Regions from separate parts of the Homo sapiens genome. Here regions 1 and 2 are each linked to region 3. Evidence: chromatin loops called from intact Hi-C (ENCODE). Cell type or tissue: heart right ventricle. All regions are shown on one strand. Each heading gives the region's core, and the rest is flanking DNA. Links, peaks and the distances in the headings are about the cores only.

Evidence for each region. Hi-C counts contacts between places; a loop is a spot of excess contacts. Peaks named below come from ENCODE experiments on the same cell type or tissue, not always from the same donor. Only the 100,000 strongest peaks of a DNase experiment are listed, where the experiment ranks them.
Region 1: a loop joins it to region 3, with 2.4 times the contacts of the local background. A loop is called at or near these places in 6 of 110 quality-filtered maps.
Region 2: a loop joins it to region 3, with 1.9 times the contacts of the local background. A loop is called at or near these places in 9 of 110 quality-filtered maps.

What each region holds. Positions count from the first base shown.
Region 1 is chr20:23,176,640-23,182,534 of GRCh38, reverse strand. LINC03125 (long intergenic non-protein coding RNA 3125) reads right to left here. Exons shown (of 6, transcript NR_199692.1): 3 at 3,763-3,825; 4 at 1,398-2,124. Among named protein-coding and RNA genes, the nearest start is that of LINC03125, 31 kb to the right of the region's middle. RefSeq lists a silencer at 2,829-3,123. In heart right ventricle, for the core only: CTCF peaks have their summits at 3,257 and 3,457; DNase peaks (open chromatin) are centred at 1,864 and 3,515; H3K4me3 peaks cover 416 bases; H3K27ac peaks cover 4,477 bases.
Region 2 is chr20:23,159,162-23,165,056 of GRCh38, reverse strand. It overlaps LINC03125 (long intergenic non-protein coding RNA 3125), which reads right to left. Exons shown (of 6, transcript NR_199692.1): 2 at 5,189-5,285. It also overlaps the pseudogene RNA5SP478. Among named protein-coding and RNA genes, the nearest start is that of LINC03125, 14 kb to the right of the region's middle. RefSeq lists an enhancer at 3,156-3,205 and a silencer at 4,731-4,830. In heart right ventricle, for the core only: no CTCF peak of the experiment used is centred there; DNase peaks (open chromatin) are centred at 646, 2,556, 3,526, 4,246 and 3 weaker places; H3K27ac peaks cover 3,693 bases.
Region 3 is chr20:23,075,689-23,081,583 of GRCh38, reverse strand. CD93 (CD93 molecule) reads left to right here. Exons shown (of 2, transcript NM_012072.4): 2 at 1-2,224. Among named protein-coding and RNA genes, the nearest start is that of CD93, 7.7 kb to the left of the region's middle. In heart right ventricle, for the core only: a CTCF peak has its summit at 2,360; DNase peaks (open chromatin) are centred at 963 and 2,443; H3K4me3 peaks cover 1,066 bases; H3K27ac peaks cover 3,177 bases.

The DNA of each region.
Region 1 (5,895 bases), core at 479-5,478, 100 kb before region 3:
GAAAGGATTCCCTATGTAATAAATGGTGCTGGGAAAACTGGCTAGCCATATACAGAAAGCTGAAACTGGATCCTTTCCTTACACCTTATACAAAAATTAATTCAAGATGGATTAAAGACTTAAATGTTAGGCCTAAAACCATCAAAACCCTAGAAGAAAAGCTAGGCAATACCATTCAGGACACAGGCATGGGCAAGGACTTCATGACTAAAACACCAAAAGCAATGGCAACAAAAGCCAAAATAGACAAGTGGGATCTAATTAAACGAAATAGCTTCTGCAAGGCAAAAGAAACTTCCATCAGAGTGAACAGGCAACCTACAGAATGGGAGAAAATTTTTGCAATCTACCCATCTGACAAAGGGCTAATATCCAGAATCTACAAATAACTCAATCAATTTTACAAGAAAAAAACAAACAACCCCATCAAAAAGTAGGCAAAGGATATGAACAGACACTTCTCAAAAGAAGACATCTATGCAGCCAACAGACACATGAAAAAATGCTCATCGTCACTGGTCATCAGAGAAATACAAATCAAAACCACAATGAGATACTATCTCATGCCAGTTAGAATGGCAGTCATTAAAAAGTCAGGAAACTACAGATACTGGAGAGGATGTGGAGAAATAGGAACACTTTTACACTGTTAGTGGGAGTGTAAATTAGTTCAACCATTGTGGAGGACACTGTGGCAATTCCTCAAGGATCTAGAACTAGAAATACCATTTGACCCAGCCATCCCATTACTGGGTATATACCCAAAGGATTATAAATCATGCTACTATAAAGACACATTCACATGTATGTTTATTGTGGCACTATTCACAATAGCAAAGAGCTGGAACCAACCCAAATGTTCATCAATGATACTGGATTAAGAAAATGTGGTACATATACACCATGGAATACTATGCAGCCATAAAAAGTATGAGTTCATGTCCTTTGTAGGGACATGGATGAAGCTGGAAACCATCATTCTCAGCAAACTATCACAAGGACAGAAAACCAAACACCGCATGTTCTCACCTACAGGTGGGAATTTAACAATGAGATCACTTGGACACAGGGTGGGGAACATCACACACCAGGGCCTGTCAGGGGTTTGGGGGCTGGGGGAAGGATAGCATTAGGAGAAATACCAAATGTAAATGACGAGTTGATGGGTGCAGCAAACCAACATGGCACATGCATACCTATGTATCAAACCTGTACGTTGTGCACATGTACCCTAGAACTTAAAGTATAATAATATTAAAAAAAGAAAGTCTTTGGGGATGAAAAAAATTCTAGGCCCTCAACCAACACATCTTCCCACCTTCTGGCAAGGAGGGGACAGAAGGGCTAATTCCCAGTGTCTCTTTGCTGCAGTGGGGCCTGGGTCACAGTGAGGATACCGGAGCTCAGGAGCAGGAGGCAGGTGCATGGCCTCCACCTTGCAGAGGGGATCGCATGTTGGCCCAGTCTTCCTAGATAGGCCCAAGGCTTCTAGCAATCTTCCCAGTGCTGAGTTGAGCACTGTCTGCCTGACCTCAGGTACAATCCTGGTTTCTTTTTCTTTCTTTTTTTCTTTAACAACAACACTTGGTGAATGCTCGCCCGCCTCTAGGGTTAGGGAAAGAATGCTCCCTCCCATCATCTGTCTGCAGCTGCTGTGACTGTCCCCAGCCATGGGGAGGGCCTCCTTCTCTAGAACAGTGAAGGCGTCCTCAGGCAACCTCAGGGAAGGGGAGGGGCTGACCTGGGCCCCAGTGTCCCATCAGCTGCCTGGAGTTCTTCAGGTTCCAAGGAGAGGCTGGGCTGGGTCTCCTGGGCAGGCCTCCTGGGTGGCTGTCAGCTGGACAGTCCTCCACCCCTCACCCAGCACAGCGATGGAGCCTCAGCACGCAGTGTGTGGTCCAGGATTCGGAGCAATAGACTGAGGAAGGGGGCTGGGCGGGGAGAGAACGTCACTTCCTGAGTCCCACGCACCATCCACTCAGCAGCTGCTGAGGCCCGTGGCTCACCTTTGACCCTCACTGTGACCTGGCTGATCTTTCGGAAAGGTTGGTCCAGGCAGCTGGCAATATCCAGGAAGTGGGCTCTGGGGACAGCAACTGCAGAGATGCTTACATGCTGTTTTATCTAGAAAGCAAAGAATAACATTAGAAAAATAAAGTAGATTTCCTGCTCTTAGCTGATTATAACTCCTATTACTGTGCTTTCAGCAGGGCCACCCTCAGACTCAGGCCCTGCTCATCTCCAGCTAGAGTTCCCTATGTCCCAGCAGGGAGGCTGCACAGCTCACAAATGCCCTGTCTCTCTCCTTGGGGTTGTTTCCCAGAACCTCTGCTCTTCCTGCTCTGGGAGGGATGACTCAATGAGGACAGCTTTTGGTATTTGCAGCGGCAGACTGAACCCCAGCCACCATCCTTGAGCTCTTGTTTGTGTCATAAAGGGTGCTCCACATGCTCTCAGAGAGGTCTGGGCTCATGGCAACTGTCCAACAGCAGCCCAGGTCAAAGCATAGATGTGGTGCAAAACCCACCTGCAGGTGAGGATGGTGCTGGGAGAGCCTTCCTGGAAGACTTGATGGCAGAGCTGGGGTTTTGAGGGATGAATAGGAGTTTACTGGGGTGGAGGTGAGCATGGGAGGGGAGAAGGAAGACATTACAGGCAGGCCATAGAACATGTTCAGTGACACAAGACAGGCCATTGTGTTGAGGAAATGGAGCCATAGGAGGGTGTTTCATAAAACAGTAGATGGGTCTGAGCAGAATACACTCAGGACAGTGTCTTCCCTTTTTCTAGGAATGCCCTCCTCAGCCCACCATTCAGATAACAGGTTCTTCCTGTTATCTTCCTCTCTTCCCAGCCACTGTATTGTTTGTCAGTTTGAGCTCCTCTACCTGTCCTGATCAGGTAAATTTACTTATCAGCATAACCAAATCCTTCTTACATTTTACACCGTGGACTTCGAATCAGCCAATGCTTGCTGGGGGTGTCAAGACCTCTTATATGAGTTATTTCACCAGATTCTCAAGTTTGTCTATCCATGAGAAATGAGTTTGTGAGAAAATGGAGGCTCAAATATATGACTTGTTTAAAGCTAGATAGCCAGGAAGTAGAGAAGCTTGGTCTTGCAACCTGACTCTTGGATAAAGTCTAACATTTTCTCACCATGCATACCTACAGCTATTTTAGTGTCAACAGAAGGTCACTGTAAATGGGGAGAAATTTGCCACAGTACCTGCAAGTGAGGCCAGTCCTGCAAGTCCAAGTTCAAAGAGCTGAGACAGTGGTGGCCACAGCTGATATTTTTTGAATGCCATCACTGTGTGTGTGCGTTCTATAATTTACTCCTCATAATCCAATGATGTGATGTGTCTTTATTTCCCCTCTCCAGGTGGAAACACAAGGTTATCTGAGGGAAGCAACTTCATGGGCTTTGCCATGCCTGCCCCAGCACAGGAGGGCAGTGCTGAGCTAAGGGCTCTCCCCCACTGCCCCTGCAGGATCCAGACACCCAGCAGCTTGCTAGATAAGCAGGCAGATAAGCAACTGGATCCTGCCATTGTTTCCCTTAGCGGAGGAAGAGGAAGACGGACAGCCCACAGCCCCTCTGCCTGCCAACAGTGCTGCCTTCTTCAACATTCAGCCCAAAGCAAGCAGTCTAGATTTGCTCTGGCTGGGAGAAAAAATAAACACAGAAACTGTGAACCGATATGTTAGGTTGCTAAGGAAAGAGCTGCTTACAGCTTGGGGAGCTGAAAGGACACTCACTTTTTGTCTCATCTTTTAACTCTTTCTTCTTCAGCATCATTAAGGGTGCTCCTGGGATCACTGCTAGGAAGGGACGAGAAAGACACAGAGCAATGTAGAGGGAGTGGCAGGCTGTGATGCTGACTCTGCTGAGACCCCTTCCCATTCTATGGGGACTTTGAAGGCTGAGACAACCCTTCAGAGTTGTCTTGGAGGGACAAGGGGCCCAGACCCTCATGGGCCACATTGAGCAGTCTGTGGATGCCATCCCCAGAAGAAGGCGTAACTTTGGATGGGGGCTCTCTCCAGGCCAGGCAATCATGGAGGAACTGACCATGCAGCTGAGGGCTCTGGAGCTGGGGCTATGCTCTTCATTCCTGAAGGGGGTTTGAGGGATGCATCAGTTACAGGGTCCTCTGCACACCTCCCCTGATATCTCGACATCTCTTAAGGTTTGAGTCATGTCTATTAGGAATTGGAAGCTCTCTGCTTCTCTGCAGATGCCCTGGTGGCCTCCCTAGACATCGTTCTTTGGTAGCATCACCACCTTTGTCCACCCAGGGTCACAGAATTTTGCACGGAAGCTCCACTGGCTGAAATTCTCCAGGATGACTGTGTGCCTGATCCCACTGGGGAAGCAGAGGTGGATGGGTCAGGCAGCAGCAACCAGTCAAGGTAGGAGGAGTTGCTTCTGGTCTGGTCCAATTAGTAGAACTGGACAGTGCCTTTTGCAGTGTCCAGACAGAAGTACCTAAGGTTCTGTTTGGCCCCAGGCAGGGATGGGAGCATGATGCACCACATGGCATATGGTTCCATGGGCAGTTCTCAGGCATGAGCACTGGTTACCACTGAGTTGAAGCTTTTCTGGCATCTATCTTTGGTCCTAGGAGCATCCTGTGGGCGTAAAGGGAAGTCTGGTCCATTTTTGGGGCAAGCCTTTTTTAAGACTACCATAATAGTCTTCAGATACACAAATACTGAATCTCTGATTCCATCTTGTTCTGTCGTCAGAATCTATAAAGTGGGAGTATGCTATAGTAAGGAAGAGGAGAGGGGAGTTGGAAAGATAACTAAGGACTTATTGGATACCATTTGGATTCTTTTCTCTCAAAATGTGATGAAAACGGCTTTGTTTTTGTTTTCTTTCTTTCTCTTCTTTTCCTTGTTATTCACATATAATGTACATACATAAAGTGTGCAAATTAATAGATCTATAGATCACTTTGTGTGTATTGCCATCTCAACAATATTAAGTCTTCCAATCCATGAACATGGGATGTCTTTCATTTGTTTAGGTATTCTTCAATTTATTTCAGTAAAGTTTTCTAGTTTTCAGTGTACAAGTGTTGCTCCTCTTGGTTAAATTTATTACTAAGCATACTATTTTTTGATACTATAGTAAATTGCATTGTTTCTAAATTTTCATTTCAGGTTATTTATTAATAATGTGTAGAAATAAAACTTTTTTGTTGATTTGGTATTCTGCAACTTTGCTGAATGCTTTTATTAGCTTTAATAGTTTTTTAATGGCTTCTTTGGTATTTTTCTATTTATCAGATTATTTTACCTGTGAATAGAAATGATTTACTTTTTGTTTTTTAATCTGAATGCTGTTGTGAGCTGAATTGTATTCCTCCAAATTCATATTCCTCCAGCACTTCAGAATGTGATTATATTTGAAAACAGATCCTTTAAAGAGGTAAAATGATGCTATATGGGTGGATCCTAATCTAATCTGACTGGTGTCCTTGTAAGAAGAGAAAATTTGAACACACAAGGAGACACCCGGGGTGCACATGCACAGGAGATGACCATGTGAAAAGACAGAAATAAGGTAGTAATCTGCAAGCCAAGGAGAGAGGCCTCAACCTCAAGAGAAACCAACCCTGATGACACATTGATCTTGTACTTCTGGCCTCCAGAACTATGAGAAAATAAATGTTTGTTATTTAAGCCACCCAGTCTTTGCTACTTCGTTGCTGAACAAACTAGCTAAACTAATACAGATACCCTTGTTTTATTTTTGAATAATAACAACAACACTCCAGGAAATTGTGCATTGTCTATTTTGTGCCCCAGGGACCCAAGCCAAGTAACAGAGGACTTTGAAGATATTGTGAAAAAATGGAATTAAAGATAAACATTTATTTCTCA
Region 2 (5,895 bases), core at 479-5,478, 83 kb before region 3:
CCCATCTCTACTAAAAATACAAAAATTAGCTGGGCGTGGTGGCGTGTGCCTATAATCTCAGCTACTCCAGAGGCTCACTGAGGCAGGAGAATCGCTTGAACTGGGAGGCAGAGCCTGCAGTGAGCTGAGATTGTGCCATTGCACTCCAGCCTGGGCAATGAGAGGAATGCCTCTTTAAAAAAATGCTTTTTGAGGCTGAAAATTACACTGAGGAAAGGTGCAGAGAGAAGGAAAGGCCTGGACACAGAAGTGGAAAATGGAGTGGGACGAGGAGGGGACAGGGCCACATGGCAGGGAGTGTGGGAGGAGGGAGAGCGGCTAGGGTGGCCGCACTTCCTGAGTGAAAGACAAGGCCACAGGTGCTCATTTTGGCCAGTGGGGTGGATAAAGGAATCATCTTTGTTTATCGGATATTTCGGGAATGTGTGTTCTTTTTCTCGCAGCTGATAGAGGCCTTTTCCCTGGACACATCCCAAATGGATATAACCGGCAGAAAACCCTTGGAGCAGCCAGTGTCCCAGGTCCCCCACGGCCGCCACACAGCCCTGAGCTCCATCTGGGAGAGGAGGAGGCTGGCCAGCTCTCAGCCCTGCGGGAGCGTGAATAACCCTGGCAAGGGACACACTTCTGGAAGGCGAAGTGCCCATTCGAGGCCCCCAGCCGCTTTGTTGCATGTCCGGCAGCTCACTGTGCAGTCCCAGCCAGCTGCAGCTCAGCACAGCCTGCGAGCCCAGCCTGCCTATGGCTGCACTGTGTCTCCAGGACGGACTTTGGAATCAACCGGTTTACGTTTCCTTTCCCTCCCTTCTTACTGTTCTGCCACCAGACAGCCCCAGAAAGCTGGAGGCAGAACCAAAAAAGTTATAAATACTGCAGAATCTACGGGTGGGTAGGTGGACCCTGCGGCCCTCAGAGGCCCAGAAACCTAACTGAGCTCCTGCTCCCACAGCCTGCCTGTCATCAGCTGCAACTGCTCTACCTACAGGTGCAACTGAACTAAAGCTAGAGAAAATTTTAGGATTCTCCAAGCCAGGGATCTCCAGCACTGTCACACATTAATGAATCACTTGCATTAAATGAAGATGCCCAGGCTGCACCCCGGGCCCGAGACACCAGAATCTTTGTGCTTGGGGTTTGCACATCAACATTTTGCAAAGCTTGCCGGGTGATTCTGGCATGTGGACAAGGCTGAGGCACATGGCTTTGCAGAGAAGAACTAAAATTGCCATCAAGGTGCAATTTTCAGGACATCCATTCATCCAGCGGTCCCACGCACATCACCTTTCATGTGCCTCTCTGGCCCACCATTCTGCCTCCATCCTTGTCCAGGGCCAGATGCTCTCCCCCAGGCTGCAGAAGGGGTTTCCTCTTTGGTTTTGTACTCTGCTCTGCTGGCCCTCTGTGACCGTCCCATCTCATCCTCACATCTGTCTTCCCAAAGGTAGATGGCAATATCTGACCATGTGGCCACTATGTGTTGAATGAATAAATAGATTTTTGTACCTGCTCTGGTGGGAAGATGCTCCCGAGATGCTCCCACCCTGACCACCCCTGCAGGTCCTCCAGTTTCCAGATATCTCATTTTGAACCCGTCCTGATGCCCACAGGGCTCTGTTTAGCAGTCGTAGCTTTAGCTCCCAGGGGTCTCTTTATGTTCCCTCCCTGGGGCTGCTGGCCTGGGATTGTAGGAAGTGTCACTGTTGCCTCCTTCACAGCTGTCAACCACGGGGTCAGCAGGGGCTGTAACCCTTTTCCAAGGAGGATACTGCCCTCACCACAGTTCCAAAGGTGAAAGCCCAACATGTTCATCCAGATGCTGTTTGTAGCTCACAGGCCTGGGCTGCAGATGAAGCAAGCTCCACTTGGCAAGTGCAGCCACTGAGTGCTGGCCTGTGCAGGCTGCTTGCTATCTGTGTGCACCGTCCCTCTCTGTCCCCGGTGTAGGAGGACACCTGCCCAAGGCTGGCTGGGCCTGCCTCCTGCTCTCCTCAGACAGCTCCTTCCTCATTGGGAGAGATGAGGAGAGAGGAGGTTGGCCAGTCAGGTCTTGGGGAGAGACCCTGCAGAGTGCTTCAGATCCCTGCGGCCCAGTTCCAGGATGTGCGGGACCTGGCCAGCAGAAGGCACGGGACTTACATCTTGGAGTCAGAATGGGACCTTGCTGCTAGAATCTTCCCTTTTTGGGGTATAGGGAGCCAAAGGGAAGGAGGGGCCTGGTGGGAGCCCCTCCAACCCAGGGAAGCAGAAGCTGGGGTGTCCCTAACGGAATTTTATAGCATTGGCTTCCTCCAGGAGAGGGCGTGCCCCCAAGCAGGACCCTCTGAACTGGGTGCCCAGACCAACCCTCTGCTGTGCTTCTACCATCAGTCCTGGCGCAGCCCCAGGCCCCTCTGTCCAGTGCCAACCAGGGTCCATCTGGATGACACATCTATCCATGCATCCTGGAAGCCAGGAGCGCTCTTAGGCCTCGAGAGGAGCCCTCTCTACGGAGCACATGTCTGCAGCGAGCGTAGGGGTGGGGGAGCAGCTGCCCCGGCGTTCTCATTTCCGTGTTGACGCAGTCACTGAGTACCTTACAACACACTGGGCACAGTGCCAGGTACTCAGTGAACCCAAGTGTTAAGGCCCAGCCCTCATGCAGTGTGCTGTCTGGTGGGGAGACAGATATTTAATACGTCATTGCATGACTTACTCTAAATTATATCACAAATGTAATGAGCACAATGAGAAAAAAGGTGCTATGAGGGAGAATACCTGGGGGTCCCTCCTCCTCTGGGGGATTGGGGGCTGCTCCAAGGAGAACCTGCTCCTTTGAATGTGAGATGCCAGGGCTTGGCCTTCCCTGGCTTCAACCACACTCATCCCAAAGTTAACACCTCTGTGTGCCAACTATCCCTGTGGCTAGAGGCGTCTGGCCTCTCTTCTCCCTGGTGGGAAATTGTGTCCATCTCCCAGGGCCTAAGTTGAGACCCTTTTCTGCTGTGGAGCTGCCTTTGCTGTTCCATTCCACACAGCTGCAGCCATTTCAACTCCAGGAGGCTACTTTGAACCCAATTTTTACATTTCCCCTGCTATTTTCTAGTAATGTCATATATGTTACTCTGCTTTCTGCAAATGCGAGGTGAACTGAGGAAGGGGTTCCCCGTTGGAGGGTGTCAGTGCCTCCGGGTTTATCCAGTCACTCAACTCATGTATTGGGTTCCTGCTATGCACCAGCCCAACAGTGTGTCCAGGACTACAGCGGTGAGCCTGTGTGGGAGGAAATGGGGAAGCAGCCAGGAAGGCTGGGGAGCCATCGTCTCAGCCCGGGGCCACAGCCGCTGCACCCCACCCCCAACAGCTAGGAAGGCTGGGGAGCCATCGTTTCAGCCCGGGGCCACAGCCGCTGCGCCCCTCCACAGTGGAGGATCTGCTCCAGGGCCCTGCACTCGCACAGCAGTTTCCTGTGCTCGCATGCTAGTGTGGCTCAAGAACTTTCAGATTGCACACTCATACTTTACTCAGCTCTGTCAGGATCCCTGGGTCTGCACAGAATGTCAGTCCTGACTTGTGAAAAGCAGGCTAGGGGGATGGAGCCTCAGCATGCCTAAGCCAGGCCTCCTGGGGGAGCTGGGGCTGGCTCCTGCGGCCTCCTGGGCTCACCTTGCTGCCTTGTCTTGCCTCAGCCTCTCCCTCTGCCCACACCTCGAGGTGCCAGCCGAGGTTCCTAGAGGCAGGAGTGGCCCAGAGGCGATCCGAAACCCCACGGACGCTTACTTGGTGGCACAGCCTCCTCTGAGAGTTTCCACAAGCAAGGACCCTGGTGTGTTCCACCACCGACCCTGAGGCCTGTGAGGAAACCCAGGGCTGGACTCCAGGCTGCTCAGTGTGGGAGAGTCTCAGAGAACTCCAGAGGGTGACACTCACACCCGACAAGGAGACATTGCCCTGTGTATGTGTTGGGGGCTGGGGGGGAGTTGGGCTGTCAGCGGAGATGCCCTTGGGTGGCACCCGTCCATATGGGCTTTTCTTTTCAGAAGTCTGCAGAGCTGGGTCTGGAAGCTAGGGCAGCAACATGATTTAGCAACACAGAAAATAATATTTCTGCCAAGAGCCATACCACCCTGAACATGCCCCATCTCAGCAGATCTCAGAAGCTCAGCAGGGTCTGGCCTGGTTAGTACCTTGATGGGAGACTGAGACTATCAGGTGCTATAGGCTTAAAAAAAAATTCCAGTTTCTCCCTGCTCTAAACCCCTGCTCTTCATTTCCTGACCATTGCCTAAGGACCCATTCAGAGGACTGGAAACCTCTGAATGAGTCTCAGCCTCTCCCTTGCTTGCTCCTAAGGAGAGCTGGGTGTTAGCCAGCCAAGTCTGGGGTGCAGAAACTGTTGAGAGGACGAAGACAGGCAGGGTGGGCGGAGACAGGAAGGGAAGGAGATTCCTGCTTCTTGGATCAGCTTCTGAGCCCTCTTTTGTTTTGAAGAATTCAGGTAATGGGTAAATAGGGAGAAAACTTTACAGTCCATGTAAAATGCTGATAGAGCACAGACAGAAGATGAAAATAGGAAAGACTCAAAAGCTGGAAGTGATGTGAATGTTTGCCATTTCAAGTGAAAGGCTACCGAGTTTTGGAAGAATAAGAAAATAAATAAAACATAATTTTAAGAAGTGTTGCTCTGGTTTTTAAATTGAATCCCTTTTAGCATTCTTCCAGACACCTGAGTGAAAACTGAAACTAACCATAGATGCCTTTTGTTTTAGCCTGGTGCTGCTTTGACAGTGACTCTGTGTATAGCCTGGACCACATGAAGCCCAATTTATATTTCGGTTACACACACACAGGTGCACGCACACACACTATAGAAATACATCTCAGAAATGTACTCTTAAGGGGACAACTGAAATGATTCATTGCACCATGGAAATGTATTCGTTCATCTGTTAAGCAGCCGTGTCTATCTCACTGATGGATTAAGGTCCAGTTTCATTCTGTATGCTGACTCCTTCATTCCCTCCTCCTTGGCAAAGCATTTTACTTCAGCTAGCTTCAAAGGGTGTCACACCCAGGGTAAAGAAATAAGTCTCCTCTCTGCTTTAAATTTCACAATGAACCCTGCTATAGAAATCATAAAAAGAGTTGCTTTTCTCATCTGCTGCAGCCAGCCCCAAAGTACATCCAGCCATATCAAATTAAAGCTGCTTACCAGAGACCATGTCAGCTCTGGGTGAAAGTAGTGCAGAAGAAGCATTGCTGAACTTCCTGGAACTTGTGGACAGAACATCTGCCAGGGCAGCTGGGAGCTGAAGGACCAAGAAAATTAAAACCCAGTGACAAGATGAATGAGGATCCCTTGCTCCCATGTTGTGTCTAATTACCCAGAGGAAAAGCCAACAATGGGTACTGTAAATTGTCCTTGGAAAACAATCCTGGGAGTGGTTCTGCCCTTCTGTGTCCCCAGCCAAGCTTCCCCACCCACCCCACCCCCAGGCTGGCTCCACCAGCCTCCTTCTAAGGAGCACTTCAAGTGTGCTCCATCCTGCTCCACACCCCCGGGTGCCACTTCCTCTGCTTTTCCTCTCCCTAAATGAGGCCTCACCCCCTTCCTGTTTTCTGGGTCACTAATGACTTCAACTCAGGGAAGGGAAATGTTATCTTGAGCCCTTTCCTTTGTCTTCACCTTCACTATTTGGCTTAGCTGTAGATCTAACGATACATGAGGGGAAGAACCACTTTGGGTGCTTGAAAATGGGGTACAAGGAACCAGTGACTGACTCTGGTGCTTGTTGGGCGGTTCCACCAGGTGCTGGGACCCTTGTCTTCAAGTCCAGCTTGCACCGGTGGCAAGGGGCAGAAATGATGTCCCAGGGCAAAGTACCAGAATAAAAATCACGTGCACACACAGGCTTTGGT
Region 3 (5,895 bases), core at 277-5,276:
GGGTGGTGCTTTCTCTTGCACACCACTCCCACCACGGGGGGAGAGCCAGCAACCCAACCAGACAGCTCAGGTTGTGCATCTGATGGAAACCACTGGGCTCAAACACGTGCTTTATTCTCCTGTTTATTTTTGCTGTTACTTTGAAGCATGGAAATTCTTGTTTGGGGGATCTTGGGGCTACAGTAGTGGGTAAACAAATGCCCACCGGCCAAGAGGCCATTAACAAATCGTCCTTGTCCTGAGGGGCCCCAGCTTGCTCGGGCGTGGCACAGTGGGGAATCCAAGGGTCACAGTATGGGGAGAGGTGCACCCTGCCACCTGCTAACTTCTCGCTAGACACAGTGTTTCTGCCCAGGTGACCTGTTCAGCAGCAGAACAAGCCAGGGCCATGGGGACGGGGGAAGTTTTCACTTGGAGATGGACACCAAGACAATGAAGATTTGTTGTCCAAATAGGTCAATAATTCTGGGAGACTCTTGGAAAAAACTGAATATATTCAGGACCAACTCTCTCCCTCCCCTCATCCCACATCTCAAAGCAGACAATGTAAAGAGAGAACATCTCACACACCCAGCTCGCCATGCCTACTCATTCCTGAATTTCAGGTGCCATCACTGCTCTTTCTTTCTTCTTTGTCATTTGAGAAAGGATGCAGGAGGACAATTCCCACAGATAATCTGAGGAATGCAGAAAAACCAGGGCAGGACAGTTATCGACAATGCATTAGAACTTGGTGAGCATCCTCTGTAGAGGGACTCCACCCCTGCTCAACAGCTTGGCTTCCAGGCAAGACCAACCACATCTGGTCTCTGCCTTCGGTGGCCCACACACCTAAGCGTCATCGTCATTGCCATAGCATCATGATGCAACACATCTACGTGTAGCACTACGACGTTATGTTTGGGTAATGTGGGGATGAACTGCATGAGGCTCTGATTAAGGATGTGGGGAAGTGGGCTGCGGTCACTGTCGGCCTTGCAAGGCCACCTGGAGGCCTGTCTGTTAGCCAGTGGTGGAGGAGCAAGGCTTCAGGAAGGGCCAGCCACATGCCATCTTCCCTGCGATCAGGCAAAAAAGTGGAATTAAAAAGTCAAACCTTTATATGCATGTGTTATGTCCATTTTGCAGGATGAACTGAGTTTAAAAGAATTTTTTTTTCTCTTCAAGTTGCTTTGTCTTTTCCATCCTCATCACAAGCCCTTGTTTGAGTGTCTTATCCCTGAGCAATCTTTCGATGGATGGAGATGATCATTAGGTACTTTTGTTTCAACCTTTATTCCTGTAAATATTTCTGTGAAAACTAGGAGAACAGAGATGAGATTTGACAAAAAAAAATTGAATTAAAAATAACACAGTCTTTTTAAAACTAACATAGGAAAGCCTTTCCTATTATTTCTCTTCTTAGCTTCTCCATTGTCTAAATCAGGAAAACAGGAAAACACAGCTTTCTAGCAGCTGCAAAATGGTTTAATGCCCCCTACATATTTCCATCACCTTGAACAATAGCTTTAGCTTGGGAATCTGAGATATGATCCCAGAAAACATCTGTCTCTACTTCGGCTGCAAAACCCATGGTTTAAATCTATATGGTTTGTGCATTTTCTCAACTAAAAATAGAGATGATAATCCGAATTCTCCATATATTCACTAATCAAAGACACTATTTTCATACTAGATTCCTGAGACAAATACTCACTGAAGGGCTTGTTTAAAAATAAATTGTGTTTTGGTCTGTTCTTGTAGATAATGCCCTTCTATTTTAGGTAGAAGCTCTGGAATCCCTTTATTGTGCTGTTGCTCTTATCTGCAAGGTGGCAAGCAGTTCTTTTCAGCAGATTTTGCCCACTATTCCTCTGAGCTGAAGTTCTTTGCATAGATTTGGCTTAAGCTTGAATTAGATCCCTGCAAAGGCTTGCTCTGTGATGTCAGATGTAATTGTAAATGTCAGTAATCACTTCATGAATGCTAAATGAGAATGTAAGTATTTTTAAATGTGTGTATTTCAAATTTGTTTGACTAATTCTGGAATTACAAGATTTCTATGCAGGATTTACCTTCATCCTGTGCATGTTTCCCAAACTGTGAGGAGGGAAGGCTCAGAGATCGAGCTTCTCCTCTGAGTTCTAACAAAATGGTGCTTTGAGGGTCAGCCTTTAGGAAGGTGCAGCTTTGTTGTCCTTTGAGCTTTCTGTTATGTGCCTATCCTAATAAACTCTTAAACACATTGATTGTGAACTTGTTTTAATATATTTCACGACAACTCGAAATACCTGGCAGAACTTGCTTTCAAGGTCATTACATTTATCCATCTCCCCTTTCAAAGAGTTGCTAAAAAGAAGGTACCTTGTGGCTGAGTTTCTGCACCTGCACCTGCTGGAGGCGACAGGGGGCGCTGGGCTCTGCCTTCCTTCATTACCTCAGCAAATGTGTACCCTGCCCCTCAGCGTGCTGCCCTTGGGGACATGGAATACAGAGGGCTGGGCTGCACTGCGCCCAGTGTCCATGGCAGCTGAGTCCACTCATCCATGGCCCCCTCATCACTCTTTAATTCTCTGCATCTTGTAAATTACATGGGTGATGCCTGGCGCAGAATTAAACATGTCCAATGGATGCGATGTGAAAACACTGTTCTATAATTATCATTGGAGCATTTATCACTACTTTGTCAGCAAAGCCCTTTCAGTTTATTTAACTAATTGGACAGGCAGATCAGATCGCTGGTTGTTTGGCTGCACAAATCTCATGGTGATTCCAAGTCAGGAACAGCAGATGGTGGTCAATTCTGAGTCAGCCTGCTTTTAAGATTGTGCAAAAGGCTGTGGCAAAGGCACAGGACTTAAGAAGAACAAAGGGTTCTGCTCTGTTATGCTAATGGTACAGGACACTTGCAATAAATATCCATTATTTAGGGTTAAATGCAGCTGATCCTGTTAGAAGTCTATTCATTAACAACATACACTTGGAAATTATTCCTCGATATGAACAACCATGGCTGTTCCCCCAACACACACACCCACACACATAAACACACACATGCATGACACAGAGATATGCATCCACAAACACACACAACACACACCCACAAGACACACACCCACAAGCACACACAGTTCTAACATCCTTCTGTGTCGTACTGGAACACCTGAGGCCAGTGTTTCTCAATTTAGGAAAAGCCTATGAAAGAAAACACCAACTTGTGATGGTTACATTTTTTGGTGACTTTTGCTATCTCACTAAAATTTCTTAAATGCTAGGTAAATCATTCGCAAACAAATAATTTGCCAAGAAAAATTAATTTGCACACATATCTATTGCACAATGCAGAGTACATTTGTGTTGCTATCATCAGACAAAATGCAGATTACAATGAGAGACTCAGACATGTACTATGTACCTTCTGTGGGATTGAACATGCATTGAGTGAGCCTATCAAGTTCTCAGCTGACTCTTGTGTATATTCAGCAAGAGGAGATACAGAGAGCAGAGATGATAAACTTGAAAACCAGAGAAGTCGGAGTCAGCCTTTCCCTGAATTATATTTGACATTACAGGTGCTTAGAAACAGAATGACTAATGGGTTTACCCTTCAGATCCTCTGAATGCCTCCTAACTCTCCCTTTTCAGAGGAAATTATGAACAGCTCAACAGTGAAAAAGTGAAGAAAGAGGCAGAGAGAGTAAAAGGTATAGATCAAGTGCAATCATTTTTCCGGAACTGTGATTGACTTAAGGGTGCTCAGCATGCAGCTCAGGCACAGGCCCTCTCCTGAGTCCCCAGGAGAACCACCACCAAACTCTCCATGAGCGGTTGTCCCTCTCTGAGTTCTGGTAGTTGGGTTCTATTTGAGGTTTGTCGTGATTAACTTGGATGATGATGTTCTCTTGTGGTTAAAATTGGTTCATAGAATTCAACTGAGTGGAAGAAAGGATGGAAGGGAGGAAAAGAGGAAGGGAGGAAGGGAGGGAGAGGGAGGAAGGGAGGGAGAGGGAGGAGGGAGGGAGAGGGAGGGAGGGAGGGAGGAAAGAAGGGAATGAATGGGAAGGAATGAATGGTAGGGAGGGAATGAATAAATGGGAAAGAGAAGGAAGGAGAGATGAGGGAGAGAAGAGAGAGAGAGAACACAAAAGGGGGTAGAGGAATGTCCCAGGTGTGGTGGTCACAATCAGGTCTCACAAAGCTGGGCTTGGAGCCTGAGAAGGAAGGGCTGAGTTTCTCAGGGCGTGCCGGTGCGAATTTCAGGCCACTTCGTTCTGCTGGCCTTGGTGAGGCCCAGCACCCTCCTGTCACCTTCCTGCAAAGCCTGCTTGCCTCTGCCACTGGCCTTACGCCTGTCCACATAGTTCATATTGTAAGGTCTGAAGCCAAGCCTGTGACCTGTCTCTGTGGGGCTCCTACTGTGTTCAAGTATCATGAAATAATGAAATTTGTGAGGTGGAAGAAAATAATTGGGACGTCTACCTTCTTTCTCCAGGGTCTGGCTTTCCCAAAAACGTTATATCACAAATGTTTTACTTCATTGTTGAAATCGCTGCCTCCTGTCCCACGTGTGTTTGTCGGGGTGTCACGCCCTTGTCTGCTTTCCTTCTCATCCGTCCTGCAAGTCCTCATGCCCTGGCCTCCATCCAGGCCCTCATCCCCCATGGCTGTGGCTTCGTCAGCTTCTCCTCGGATTTCCACCAGTTTTGTCTTCTATTTACAGCCGCGTGGTGAAGGGACTAATATGTGTTTGGCAGATTTCATCCTTCACCAATAAAAAATATACCTTTTTGAACCTTTTCACTTCAAATTATATTATATATGACTTTACAACTGATATACCCGATTCATTCTGCTGCATCTGATGAATATCTGGTATTTTTTCCCTAAATTCAGCCTTCTGGTGACACTTCATGTTTGTCTCTTGTAAACAACAAAGCTGGATTTCACTTTTTTTTTCTTTTATTCAATCAAAAGTCTTTGTCTTTTAATGGGAGAATTCAATCTATTCACATTCATTAAGGTTACTAATAAATTTGTACTGACTTATTTTATATGTTCCATTTATAATGATTCATTGGGATTTCTAGCCTCTCTCTCGTCAATTATTAGATTGATTAAGTTTTCTTTGATCTACTTTTTCCCTTAATATTTTGGAATTGATATAGACTATTTGTATTCTTCAAATAGTCTTACTTTTTCACCTCACATACTAAAGCCTATATCTTCTATTAATGTCTTGTGTTAATTAATAGCTATCTCCTCCCTCTATTCCCCAAAATACCCAGCAATCTGTTATTTCTATTTCCTGTCCTCTCAGGTTACCCAGATTCCCACACCACTGCCCACCTGGATTGCATCTGAATTTTATTTTTTTATTGTTATACATTTTTACAACCAAAACCTACTTGGATGCCATGAGTTTTTGTTGATTTTTTCTCATCTTCACCTCTGATTCCCAGTACTGTTGGATTCAGTTATCACGGGAGTGTTTTGTTTTGAGTTGTGTCTTTTTCTGAGAAGGTCATGCTTGCATGACCAGAAATGCCTTTCCCTTCCGCAAGTTGAATGATGCCTCACCTAGACATAGATTTCTAGGCTCTAAACTGTTGTCCTGTAGAACTCTGGAGATATCCAGCCTTTGCTTTCTTGCATACGTTGTTACTGATGAGAAGGCTGATGTCAAATAATGTGTTTTCTTTCATGGACCATTTCTTTCTTTTTTCCTTTTTTTTTTTTTTTTTTTTTGAGATAGAGTCTCGCTCTGTCACCCAGGCTGGAGTGCAGTGGTGTGATCTCGGCTCACTGCAACCTCCGTCTCCCGGGTTGAAGCGATTCTCCTGCCTCAGCCCTCCTGAGTAGCTGGGATTACAGGCACACGCCACCATGCCCGACTAATTTTTTTTTGTATTTTTAGTA